Regions from separate parts of the Mus musculus genome. Here region 2 is linked to region 1. Evidence: chromatin contacts called from ENCODE POLR2A ChIA-PET data. All regions are on one chromosome and are shown on one strand. Each heading gives the region's core, a stretch centred on a gene start or an enhancer-like site at or near the end of the contact. The rest is flanking DNA. Distances are from core to core; before and after follow the strand shown. Region 1 holds the start of Zxdc (ZXD family zinc finger C). Region 2 has its middle 44 kb from the start of Klf15.

Region 1 (6,447 bases), core at 166-2,665:
CCCACAGTGACACACCTACTCCAATACCTTCTAATAGTGCCACTTCCTGGCTCGAGCATATCCAAACCATCACAGAGTGCATAAGCACATATACAGACAGGTAAGGTTTTTCACAAACAGATGTGCTATTTCTGTGCTCATTTTTTAAATGTATTTTTAATAGAAGCATACAGACGTGTCATTGCTGTCATTTGTTGTCAGTAGCTTTTGTATATCAGATGTGCTGTTCAATCAACACTTTTAATGCCAAAAACTTTTGCTCCTTGGAGAACCCATCCCTATTAGAGGCTAGCCCTAATTCCCCATCTCCCACTAATCTACTGTCTGTATAACTTAGCTCTTCTAGACATTTCATATAAATGGCATTATAGCACATTCTCTTTTGTGGCTGAAATATTTTTCATAGGTTTGGTCATGACATAACTTGCAAAACTCTGTAATTGCTCAAAAATATTCCACTGTATGAATATATATTCATCTGACAATGAACACTTGCATTGTTTCCCCTGGCGAGTTGTTGTAACAAAGATTACTATAAGCATGCAAGTAGTTTTTGTGTAGACATATTTCCATCCCTCTTCAGGGAGACACAGGGGGAGGGAGATACCCTTGCATTTTAAGGGGCAAATTGGTGGGAAATGGGGGTAAACCAGTGTAGGTGCAAATGGCAGGTTGGCAAAGTTTTAATAGTATTTGAACTTTCAGAAGACTAAAGCCTGACCTACAGAAAACAGGCTGGAGGCAGAAAGGACTGGAATGGGTGGGGGCGGGGAGACAGTTGGGTAAAGGTGGAGCGGAAGACAGGTTCCTTAGCTATTTGAGAACCTAGGAGTGAAATAAGTTTGAATTTGAGTGGTGATGACAGGAGTGGTGTGATTCCAGATGAATCCGTATGAGACAAGGGGGATTGTGGAATTCAGGGAACAACCAGCAACTTAGAAGGCAGACATATATCAAGGAAACACGGAATGTCTTTAGTGGTTTAGGTAGGGATCCCATCAGGACCTGCTACAGGGCAAATCAGGTCGGTGGCACAGTAGCAGCAGATAGACGCGCTCTTCGGCGAGGTCATAGAGAGATGACAAGCAAAGTGGAGAGGTTCAAAGCCTGAGTGTCAGTTCTGGATCATGTGGCCACAGGTAAACTTGACTTGTTTCCTTACACTTGGCAATCACAGGTTGAATTAGCTCGTATTTTCAAAGTACAGAGGGCACAGGAACTCTTAAGAAACGCAATCAGTTTTCATTCCTTTGCGCTACCCAGATGCAAAAGTAGGAGCCCAAATCTGAAGACCCTCTTTTTCCAAGTTGGGACTCCAAGCACAAGACAAGTTGGAGGCTCCGCCCCTGCTCCAGCCCCTGGGCTTCCTCGTGACTACAGTCCCGACAGCCCTCGCGCGCCACGCCCACGCCCACGGCTCCTGCGCACGCGCAGCTCGAGATGCGACTCTGGGCTGTAGTCTAAGCTCAGCTTTGACAGAGGCTCCCGGGGGGCGGACCCTAGGTGTCGCGCGCATGCCTGGCAGGGCTGGGCAGCTCTTCTCCGGTGGCTGCGGTTCGGACGCCTCAGCTGGGCCTAAGATGGACCTCCCGGCGGTGCTGGCCGCCCCGGCCACGCGCGGAGACCAACATGGCGGTGGCCCGAGCCGACTTCGCCGCGGCGCGGGGCCGTCCCTCGGTGCCGGTCCCGGGCGCCGTCGCCTGCTGCTGCTGAGGGGCCCGGAAGATGGCGGGCCCGGGCCGCGTCCAGAGGAGGCCCCGGGGCCCAGCCCGCCGCCCCCGGAGGACGGCGGCGACTCCTTCGTGGTACTGCTGGAAGTGCCGCGCGCGGCCGACACCCATGGTCAGGAGGAGGCCGAGCCCGATTCGGGCGCGAGCCCCACGGAACAGGTCCCGGCCGCCGCCCCCGGCGCAGCTCTGGCAGGCACGGTCACCATCCACAACCAGGACCTCCTGGTGCGCTTCGACCGCGGCGTCTTCACGCTGGCTGCGGCGCCCGCGCCAGCCGCCCCGAGCCTGCATCCCGCGACCACCCCGGGCCTGGAGCCCTCGAGCGCTGCTGCGTCCCGCCGCGGGCCGGTGGCCGCTAGCGCTGGCTCCCCGGCCTACCGCTGTCCGGAGCCGCAGTGCGCGCTGAGCTTCGCCAAGAAGCACCAGTTGAAGGTGCACCTGCTGACGCACGGCAGCCTCCAGGGCCGGCGGCCCTTCAAGTGCCCGCTGGATGGCTGCGGCTGGGCCTTCACCACCTCCTACAAGCTCAAACGGCACCTGCAGTCGCATGACAAGCTGCGTCCCTTTAGCTGCCCGGTGGGCGGCTGCGGCAAGAAGTTCACCACCGTCTACAACCTCAAGGCGCACATGAAGGGCCACGAGCAGGAGAGCTTGTTCAAGTGCGAGGTGTGCGCCGAGCGCTTCCCCACACACGCCAAGCTCAACTCCCACCAGCGCAGCCACTTCGAGCCCGAGCGGCCTTACAAGTGTGATTTCCCCGGTAAGCTGGAGACGCGGACCTGCCGGGGCGGGCGGGACCCGGCGGGGTCTGGACCCAAGGGCCAAACTGTCGCTTGTTTGGGCAGGGTTTGCGGAGGTCGGGGTGGAGGCGTTACGCGCCCTGATCTAAATGAGAATAAGGCAAAAACACTCCCGTGTTTGTTTTGAAGTCCCTTTCAGGTACTTAGATATGAAGCTCTGGGTTCCTACAGCCAAGTGGCATGCACAATCGCAGCTATCCGTGGGGAGGGTACAAACCTTTGTTAAGATGCTTACATTGGAAGTGACCTCTTCTCAGAGTTGAGTCAGGACTTTATTTTTCTCAGTCTACTCGTTCAACAATACCAGAGGAGTCAGAGGTCCAAGATACATAAATCGAAATATGCCACCTTAAAATACTGAGGGAATGAGCACACATTGGTGCTTCTCTGGTCCCTCTCCAGCCTCTCTGGAAGCCCCATTGATTAGAGGACACAGAGCTCCCAAGGACGCCTCGAACATTGGATCAGACCCCTGTCCTTTCCAATATTATGAATAGAGTGATGCTCCTTCATCAGGAGCCGGTGTGTGACACAGCTGTTTTTGTGTCTTTTATACTGATTTTTGACAGACTAATCAGTTTCTGGAATCATGTCTGTTCTTTTTACTTTTAGCCAGCATCTAGCTTGCACATTAACATTTATATACACTCTGCACTAGTAATGTGCATTGTAGATTATTCTCATATGAAGATTATTATTATATGTAGGGTATAGCACCTGAAAAGGATATCTTGTGTGTTGTATGGGGCTGGGAGGAAGAACCAGACTTAACTTGTACAAGCAACAGATTCTACTGTTGTATTCTAGCGTGCACATCATATCTGATAGAGTCTGATGTAGAAATCATCAGGCTGATGATTGAAAACATGCAGTCATTTCCTAATCCGAGAATGATGATGGCTGCTCTCACCCTAGCAAAGGTAGCACCATTCTCTATCATACTGGGAAGGACAGGGGTCCACTCACTTAAAAGCATGAGGTGCCCCTGAGGGTCTTGTGCTGGCAGATCACTTAGGCTTCCATAGAAGCTGGGAGAAGGAGCAGGGGAACACCACCTTTTCGTGTCCAGTCAAGGAGAGGTTGTTTTGACAACATGAGCTAGGAAGTGGCAGTGGGAATGGTGTGGGGCTTCAGGAAAAGATCACAGAGTCAGGGTGAAAGAGCTTGCCTATTGATAGGGGGTGGTGAGGACTGTTGCTAAGGCAGAGAATGCTAATGTTTGGATTAACCTAATCACATATACCCTAAATAGCAAAGCAGACAGCTTGAGGCTAAGGAAGAGGATTTTTGGATGGAGCAGAAATTCCCTGGGCTGTTACTTGTATGTAGGGCTGTATAGTGATTGTATTTTAGAGATGGGGCTGTGAGAACAGAGGTGAAGCTGGCAACCTGAATAAATGGGTAAAAGATAAAGAGGAACCAGATGGTAAGATGCGGGGTGTCAGTTGCAGAAGCTGGAGGGAATTGAAAAGTGTGGAGGATGCAGATTCCCACTCTAGTGGGACAGAAAATCTGAGCTAGTAGGATGGTTGCAGCCCTGCAAAGCTGTGTCCGACTAAATCTTGATGGTTAGTGTTTAGTTTGTCCTGCTCATTTCTTTGGTTTCAGACAGCGTTGCCAACTGAGTTTGTAAAAGACAAACCTAGTTTTTGCAGAGTTGTCTACAAAAGTGGCCAGCAAATGCTATGTTTGGAAGACAACCTCTTACTCTTACATCACACTGCAACAGGTGACCTGAGTGTTGCATATCACATGTGCGACAGGACCTTCTGTGCCTTCTAGAAAGCTAAGCATTGCTGGACCTAGCTTTGCAGACCTGGTTTCTGAGGCATGGCTTTCCTTGTCTGTTCATTGTGAACTGCCACTATCAATTGTGTGAGCTGCACTGTGTGATTTTTGTCCTGAGAGCTGAGCTTGTGCTTTCTTCATTCAGGCTGTGAGAAGACGTTCATCACAGTGAGTGCCCTGTTTTCCCATAATCGAGCCCACTTCAGGGAGCAAGAGCTCTTTTCCTGCTCCTTTCCTGGGTGCAATAAACAATATGACAAAGCCTGCCGACTGAAAATTCACTTGCGAAGTCACACAGGTATGAGCTGCAGTGTGCACCTCATGTAGACACATGCTTTGTGGTGGCTGTCGTGCTCATGGCTATGCTGTGTCATGTTTTTCTTTTACAAGGTGAAAGACCATTTATTTGTGACTCAGACAGTTGTGGCTGGACCTTCACCAGTATGTCCAAACTTCTAAGACACAAAAGGTAAACGAACCATACATTTTGGCATTTAGGTTCTAAAAGCACATGAACTATGTGTCTCAGACCATTCTTAGTGAATTACATACAGATTTCAGGCAGTTTAAAATGCAGCTCAGTGTCAGTGCTTTAGAAAATCAGAAAACTAAGAAAAACTCTTAAGTCTCTTCACTTGACAACAGTTATCTCCTGTGTAAGTTTGATTTGCTTTACTTAACATCCTGTCAATACAATTTCATTTTTTTTCCTTTTAAATGTTGTAGAAATACTTTTCTTCATGATCTTGTAAACTTTCAGCAGTGATACTGACAACTAGGGGTCTGTGTACACGTGACGTTCATCGATATGTTGTCTCATTCCATCTTGGTCACAGCTCCGATACTGGTATTATACAGATTCAGAGAGGGTGGGTGGCCTGTGTATGTTTTCATGACTGGGGTCTGAGATGCTCAGAGTGAAGGCATTACTTAGAAAAAGACAGTGTTTGCAAGTTTACTTAACAAGGATCTTTCCTACTGCTGCTGAGCTCTGTGTGTGTCTTCTGGTCATCTGTGGCTTGGAAAGAACATTGGTCATAGAGACTTCAAAGAGTTCATATTGCTTCATTCTCTCCTTTGGGGCTCAGCGCTTGTTAGATTGTTGTAGCACTAATTATTCCATTCCTGGCTCTGGGGCCACCTACCTATCAAAATAGAATTTCTGATTATGGGCAGCTAAACAAACCCTGTGTGAACATTCTGAAATGTATTGACCATTTGAATGGAGGGATACACTGTTTCAGGTCTAAAGTCTCATGCCTGTGAGTCTGTGAGTAATGATTGCTCCTTCATTTTTTTATTTTTTTGTTTCAGGAAACATGATGATGACCGGAGGTTCACTTGCCCTGTTGAAGGTTGTGGCAAGTCATTCACTAGAGCAGAGCATCTGAAGGGCCACAGTATCACCCACCTGGGAACAAAGCCATTCGAATGCCCTGTGGAAGGTAGCATTTAAAACGTTGCTTTAGCTGTAGACAAAGTGCCACACCAGCACTCCTCTTAAGCTGTAAGTTTGAGTTGCAGAAGCACTAAGGTAGTTGCCAGTTTCAGCCCTGTATTTATTTGGTTGGTTAAGAGTAGGTGCACACTGTCTTCGGGGAGTGTACTAGAAGAAGCATTCAGTCTGTGGCTATAGTTCCACTACCTGTTAAACTCGGTGATTATGAGGAGCAGGGGAAGTGAGAAGAAGAGTACACCATCGTGTGTGGTCTGGCATGTAGCTTGGCCTCACTAAATGACAAATAGCTAGCTTATTGCACCTGGACAGAAATAAAGCTTGTCTGATTTTTTTAATAAGGGTATACATGAGGCTTTGTCTTGGTTAGGGTTTCCTCAAACACCTCGACCAGAAGCACCTTGGAGAGCATCTCAGCTTACACTTCTATGTGACAGACCATCATCAGAGAGTCAGGGCAGGCACTCAAGGAAGGGACCTAGAGGCAGGAGCTCGTGCTAAGGCCATAAGAGAGTGATGCTTACTGGCTTACTTAGCCTGCTTTTGTAGAGCACCCAGGACCATAGGCCGGTATGTGGTATTACCTTACCCACATGAATTTGACTGTGCCACATCAATCATCAATCAAGGAAATGCCTCAAAAACATTCCCACAGACCAATGTTTGGAGGCAT
Region 2 (6,235 bases), core at 1,789-4,288, 140 kb after region 1:
CCAAGAGGTAGAGAGGTCCCAAGCTAGCAAGATATAAGCTACCACCCTCTGGGCCTGAAAGGACAAGGGAGAAGAAGCCACTCAGATAATACCCCAGGGAGGATGGGAACAAGACAGCCCCTGACTTCTTTACCCCTGGCTCCCTGGTATCAAAGGATGGAAAACCCTAGACCCTAGAGAAGCCCTTTAGTACAGTTCCTCATGTTCTGGTGAACCCCGTTCCCCCCCCCCCAGCCATACAATTATTTTTGTTGCTATTTCATAACTGTAATTTTGCTACTGTTATGAATCTTAATGTAAATATCTGATATACAGGATATCTGATACGTGACCTCCCCACAATGGGTCTTGACCCACAGTTTGAGAACAGCTGCCCTAGAGGGAAAGAATAGAGACACATGGCTTCATGTGCCTTGTACCATGGATCCAATGCCTGAATGCCCCTAGGTTATTCCTCTCACATTTCAAACAGGAGGAAGCTGAGCTGTGGCTCACTGTTGGGTATGCACCTGGGAACACAAGACTAGAGAGAAAGTTGGGTTGGATCTTGGAAGCCTGTCAACAGAGTCTGTATTTCTAGCCCCTGCCCCCATCTAGCCTACCCAAGGCCCACCTACCCCTAGAGGTGTGACCATAGCCCAGCCTGGGCATGCTTGACTGTCCTCAGCCCCACAAGGCTTTGTCTCAGACTCAGCTCACTGCTTCCTTTTTATCCAGACAGCAGCACCCTGTCTCTCATCCCCAGGGCAGCCTGAACTACACCCTCCATCAAGGGGTGGGGGGTTGGGGAAGGGGTGGGGGGATTGAGGGGTGGGATAGTCTTCTCCTAGCCACTTATTTCCCTTGTCAAGATCATGAATCACCCCATATCCTTGAATTCCCTGTACAACGTGTTTAACCACGCTCTACAAATCATAAAAGAAAATCATGTATATCTTCCTAAGTGGAGAGCCAATAGCTTTCTAGCTGACTTTAAAATAAAAATCTGTTCAAATGTAGACAGCTTATCCATGCCCCACCCAATCTCTGTATTTAGGAATATTCCTTTACAACACTATTTAGTGTTGTCCTCTTTTAAAAAAAAAAAAAACTTAACAACTGTTCCTTGATAGTACAAGCAAAAGAAAATTGACTTGGATCATGGAGGGATGCTGAAAAGGTGTTGTTTGTTTGTTTGTTTGTTCTTTAAACGTACAGAGATGGAAGAGGTCCATAAAAAGGATCCATATCAGGTTCCAAAGAAGATTCCAGAAGGCTTCTTCTCATGGATTGTAGCTCCTAAAACAAAAGTCTCCAGGTTAATTACCACTTGCCACCTGCAGTGACTCTAGTTGTGTCCTCAACCCTGTGCAATTGGGGAGGTTTTTTTGTTGTTATTTGTTTGTTTGTTTTTTGAGACAGGGTTTCTCTGTGTAGCCCTGGCTGTCCTGGAACTCACTCTGTAGACCAGGCTGTCCTCGAACTCAGAAATCCACCTGCCTCTGCCTCCCAAGTGCTGGGATTAAAGGCATGTGCCACCACTGCCCGGCTTATTTGTGGAGGTTTTTGTTTGCTTTGGTGGTTTTGGTTTTTTGAAACAGGGACTTGCCCAGTTGTACAAGCTGGTCTGGAACTCAGAGCAGTCACCCAACCTCAGCTGGGGTTATAGGAATGAGCCCCATTCCTGGCTCACTTTCATGTTTACATATGCATGTATGCGTGGTGTGTATATGCATATTCCTCTGTGTGTATGCAAATTACAGAGGTTAACCATTGTTCATCTTACATAACTGCTCTCCTCATTATACATTGAGTCATAATCTCTCACTGAATTTTGAGCTGATTCAGGTAGTCTAGCGAGCCAGCTTGCTCCAAGGATCCCCCTGTATCTGCCTTCTGAGGGCTAAAATTACAGGCAAGCCTCCAGGCCCACTAAACATTTACCTGAATGCTGGGGCTCCAAATTCTAGTCCCCACCCTTGTATAGCAGCACTTTGCCCCCTGAGCTGCCTTCCCAGGTCCTCACTTGTGCTTGGACCAAGGTTTTCAACGGATAATCTATATGTTTCTTGTAAGCTGTCTGGAGGTCAGCTCTATCACTAAGCCTTGCATCATATAACCAATACCAGACAGTTGGCTGTAGAGAAGGGCTCATTTTGGCTCATGTTTTCAGAGGGCTCAGTCCATGGCCAGCTGGTCCTGTTGCTTTGTGGGAGGGCTGCACATCATGGCAATGACAACTAGTGGAGCAAAACTTCCCACTCCACAGACGTCAGAGAGATGCTGCCTTTCCAGGGCTCATCTCCAAGGATCTAAAGACCTCCCGTCATGATCAGCCTTTTAAATGTCCTACTGCCACCCACCAGCACCATTCTGGGGACCTTTAGCAGATGGCCTCTGGGGACATCCAGAGCCAATGGACTGTGAAATCCATTAAGGCTGGAGTTCTGGTTTTGTTCTCCGCCACCAGCTGAATCCTCAGGGCTAGATGTACCCAAGTTCTGTCTTCTGAAGTAAGGGGGCTACAGCAAGGGCTGCTAAGTAGAGTCCATTTTTTTATGTGTACCTACATGTAAGATGTACAGTGCCTGTGGATGCCAGGAGAGGGTGACAGATCCCCTGAAACTGAAGTATATGGTTACAAGCAGCCACGTGGGTGCTGGGAATTGAACCCTGGCCCTCTAAAGTGCAGCCAGTGCTCTTACCCACTGAGCCATTGCTTCAGCCCTGACAGAGTCTGTGGCTAATGCAGAGAATGCTTCTGTTTGTTGACACAGAGAAGTGTGTACTGTTTTTCTGAACGGATCCAGTCACCTTTTACCTTTACTGTTTCAACCTCTGGCTTGTGTTCAGTGGGCTCTTCTCCTTCCTCCTAGATTATATAAATATTCACAGAAATATGCTCTGGCTGTTTTTGTGGTTTCAAGTTGTGTTGAATCTTTAATCCATCTGAACAAAAAATAGGCATCTAACTTTATTTCATTCCAAGGGCTGGCCATTTGCCTGTTCCCCCACCCTCTTTGGTGCTGGGTCTGGATCTACAGGCACGGGACAAGCACTCAACCACAGAGCCGACCCCCAGCCCTAGCCCAAGTGGTTTATTGGAAAAAAGCCTAGAGCTTCCACAGCAGACTCGGAAGGTCATGTCTTCACGTGCTAATGTTTGTGCTTCAGGCTGACACACACATTTCCTCTTCTGCTCTTCTATCCATATCCGGAACGTAATGTTCAAAGGCTTTTAGCTTTAATGTCTGATAACATAATTCTGGATTAGTTTCCTCGTCAAACACTTTTGCTGGAAAATGGGCCCCTTTTCCTTTAATGTGTCTTTCTACCCCAGGCCCTGTCTCTCTTGTTTACCAAATAATCTAATCCTGTGTTTTTTCAGTATGGTTATATGTGTTTCCTTGCCTAGCTTCCTCCCAGGAATTTCTCATCCCTTGCTGAATCGTGAATGGGATCTTTTTTACCCCCAGTGTATTTTGTTACAACTATTTTGGGGTATTTGGCGAGCCACAGGGTTTGTGTGTTTACTTTGTAGCTGGCCACCTTACTGAATTCTCTCTTCAGCTGGAAGGGCTCCTTGCCCTGGTGGTTTTCCTTGAATGTCTTATTTCAGTGTCCTTCTCAGGCAGTAGCTTTTTGCAGGGATGTTGCAGGAAAGGAGAGGTGACCGACCCTCCCCATTCCAGCCTTCCTGCCACAGCCTGCCGGAGGAAAGGGATACTTCATCCACCATGAGCGAGCGTTCAGGGATCCATCTCCAAGCAAAATATTTTTTCGTGAAGGAGCTTGCTTTACGTCAGTTGGTATTTTGGTCAAGAGTTACAGAATGTACTTCATATCGAGTTAAAAAACACACAGCCTTTAAAACCAAGCCTTTCCCGTGAGCCCAGACTCGAGACTGTTGCTTTTCTCACACCTTGGACACGTAGGAAAATGTGTGCTTAGGGAGATGGCCGGATGCCCGCCTGGGGAAAGTGCCAAGCTGGGTGAATGCTACAGGCAGGGGCTCGGTTTGTTGTTTGCTGGACTTTGAATAGCTGCTAAGAGTCCCTCCAGAGCCTCCAGGCACTGTGGGCCTGTAGAGCCCAAGTCAGGGCAGCTGCCAGCCTTCCCACAGGGGACAGCCCTCCACCGTGCAGGGAGCTGTGTGGATCTGCTCACTGCATGCTTTGGCAGCCTGCTGTGGTTTTGGAATCTCATTTATGATCACGTAGCCCGGTGAGAAAGGTGTGGTTTTGAGAGCTGCAGTGTCATGTGCTTAAAGTCGTTTCTCCAGGTTTCAGGGACAGGACTTGGGTTTGGATCCAGAATAGACTCATAGATCTCGGGGTCCCTTTACTTTCTTAATTAAGCATCGCTGAGGAACTGCGTGAGATGACTTTTCTTTTTGCTGTCCTCATTGTTTGTTTTGTTTTGGGACAGGGTCTCACTTTGTAACTCTGGGTGGCCTGGAGCTCACTATGTAAACCTGGTTGACTTCTCATCCATAAGCCTGCCTCTGTCTCCTGAGTGCAGTGGCTTAAGGGGTGAGTGAAATGTTTTTAAATATGAGTTACACTTGTCAGTACCCAGTGTATTTGCAATAGCAATGGTCTGTGGCATGCATTTAGAATAGGGATGGTGGGAATGCTAATATGCATAGCTTCAAGGTCACCAACATCCTGTCCCTAAGTTAGCACATAGCACAGTTGTTTTGAACAGCTTTGTGGGCACTGTCTTTAGGAAAACACTCATTATCTGTAGGCAATTTGATCTTATCAGTTTTGTCAAAGTTTCTGATTTCCAGCCAAAAGGAAATGCGAACTGGACCCAAGGTGAAGAGCCTCCTTCCCTCCTGTGTCCCTTAATCTTCTGTCTTCTCTTCTGCTTTTATACAGGCATGGAAAAAGAACGGCCACCTGGACTTTATCTCCCAGAGCCTGCACTTGTCTGTCTGTAATAGAAGTGGTGACAGTCCTGCTCCACTTATTTCTGTACCCTGGAGGTGGCACTGGCTATCCCTACCTATCCTGGTCACCCTGGGACTCAGCCACTGCTATGGGACTACCTGAGAGATAGAGAGCCTAGGTTTACCTTCTAGAGTCCCTAAGTCTCAGGCTGTGCACCCAGCCCTTAGGAGAAGGTAACGCCAGCCAGTAGCAGGTGCCCCCGGGGCAGGCTTAAGAGGTGGCCAGTGCCAGGTTGCTCAGTACACAGTTCACGTGCTCCTTGCATTTCAGCCACTGGGGCCTGTGCCAGGGCAAGCAGAACACACAGCCTGGAGTCGCAAGAAGCCCTTCTTTCTTATTCCCTCTTATTAACTAACTTGGGCTTTGCCCCCTCCCTTTCAGGGAATGTTATGAATGGAATGTACAAATTCCAGCCAGAGAGCTCCAGGCCAGGAATGCAGGCCCTGGCGACCTCCCCACCCAGGGTTGCCCTTCAGCCCTTCAGCCTGGGATTGGAGAACAAGTCTCTGCCCTTCTGGTCTGTAACAGATACTTGGGGCAGACACCTGGGAGAGAAGTGAGCCAGGCCAGGAGCCCCCATAGCACCATGGTATGCTATATGGGCCTGGGCCACAGACCATTTACAGTAGGGCACATACAGGGTCTAAGAACACAGCAGGTGATATAATAGACACTCTCAGGCCCACCAACACCATATCCTGCACAAACATTTGCATATGCCAGGGTGTATACTCAGGGTCTTGCACCTACTAACTAGAAGCATGTCATAGACCCTCTGACAGTACGGTGGGGTTCACACCTGCTACAGGCTGTATATCCACATCACAGGGGGGTGTATGTCCAAGGCACAGTGGGCACCCACAGGCATGTACAACAGGAACTCCCCTATAGACAAACCCCACTGCTTGTATCTTCTTAGTGGATAGGTGGGTCCACAGAGGGTCTGATGTCCTGAAATGACAACCCTGCCCCCAGGATGACGGATACTGACTTCTCTCTTTGGCACAGCATTGGGTGTCCAGCCTATCTTCTCAGACCTGAGCCTTTTACTGAGGGTATGTGCAGAGAAAGCTGCGCAGAGAGTGTTGATGGCATGGCCACAGGCTTCCTCCTCAGGTCCTTGGTTTGTGTGTTTGTTTCATAGACTAGAAGTCGTTGCCTAGAGTCGTGGAATGACAACTGAGCCAGCCCCTGGGTCTGACTAGCTGGACTGACCTCCTCCACCCTGGCTCCAGGATGGCTGCTGGCCAGCCCTGGTGTTCACGCCAATTCAGCACCTCTACAGCATACTCCCTGTGGAC

What was found. ChIA-PET counts read pairs that join two places held with the same protein, here RNA polymerase II (POLR2A).
Region 2: POLR2A ChIA-PET joins it to region 1 with 12 read pairs in Patski. The contact joins the enhancer-like site here to the promoter of Zxdc in region 1. POLR2A ChIA-PET finds 5 or more read pairs at or near these places in 3 of 5 experiments (Patski and embryonic stem cell).

Annotation. Positions count from the first base shown.
Region 1 is chr6:90,368,079-90,374,525 of GRCm38, forward strand. It overlaps Zxdc (ZXD family zinc finger C), which reads left to right and starts at 1,416. Exons shown (of 10, transcript NM_173002.3): 1 at 1,416-2,490; 2 at 4,464-4,616; 3 at 4,709-4,787; 4 at 5,633-5,763. The coding sequence starts at 1,581.
Region 2 is chr6:90,503,078-90,509,312 of GRCm38, forward strand. No RefSeq gene overlaps it. Among named protein-coding and RNA genes, the nearest start is that of Klf15, 44 kb to the left of the region's middle. Within about 2 kb of position 3,039, at least 1 of the 3 ENCODE cell types and tissues checked has a DNase peak (open chromatin) inside an H3K27ac peak, as active enhancers do.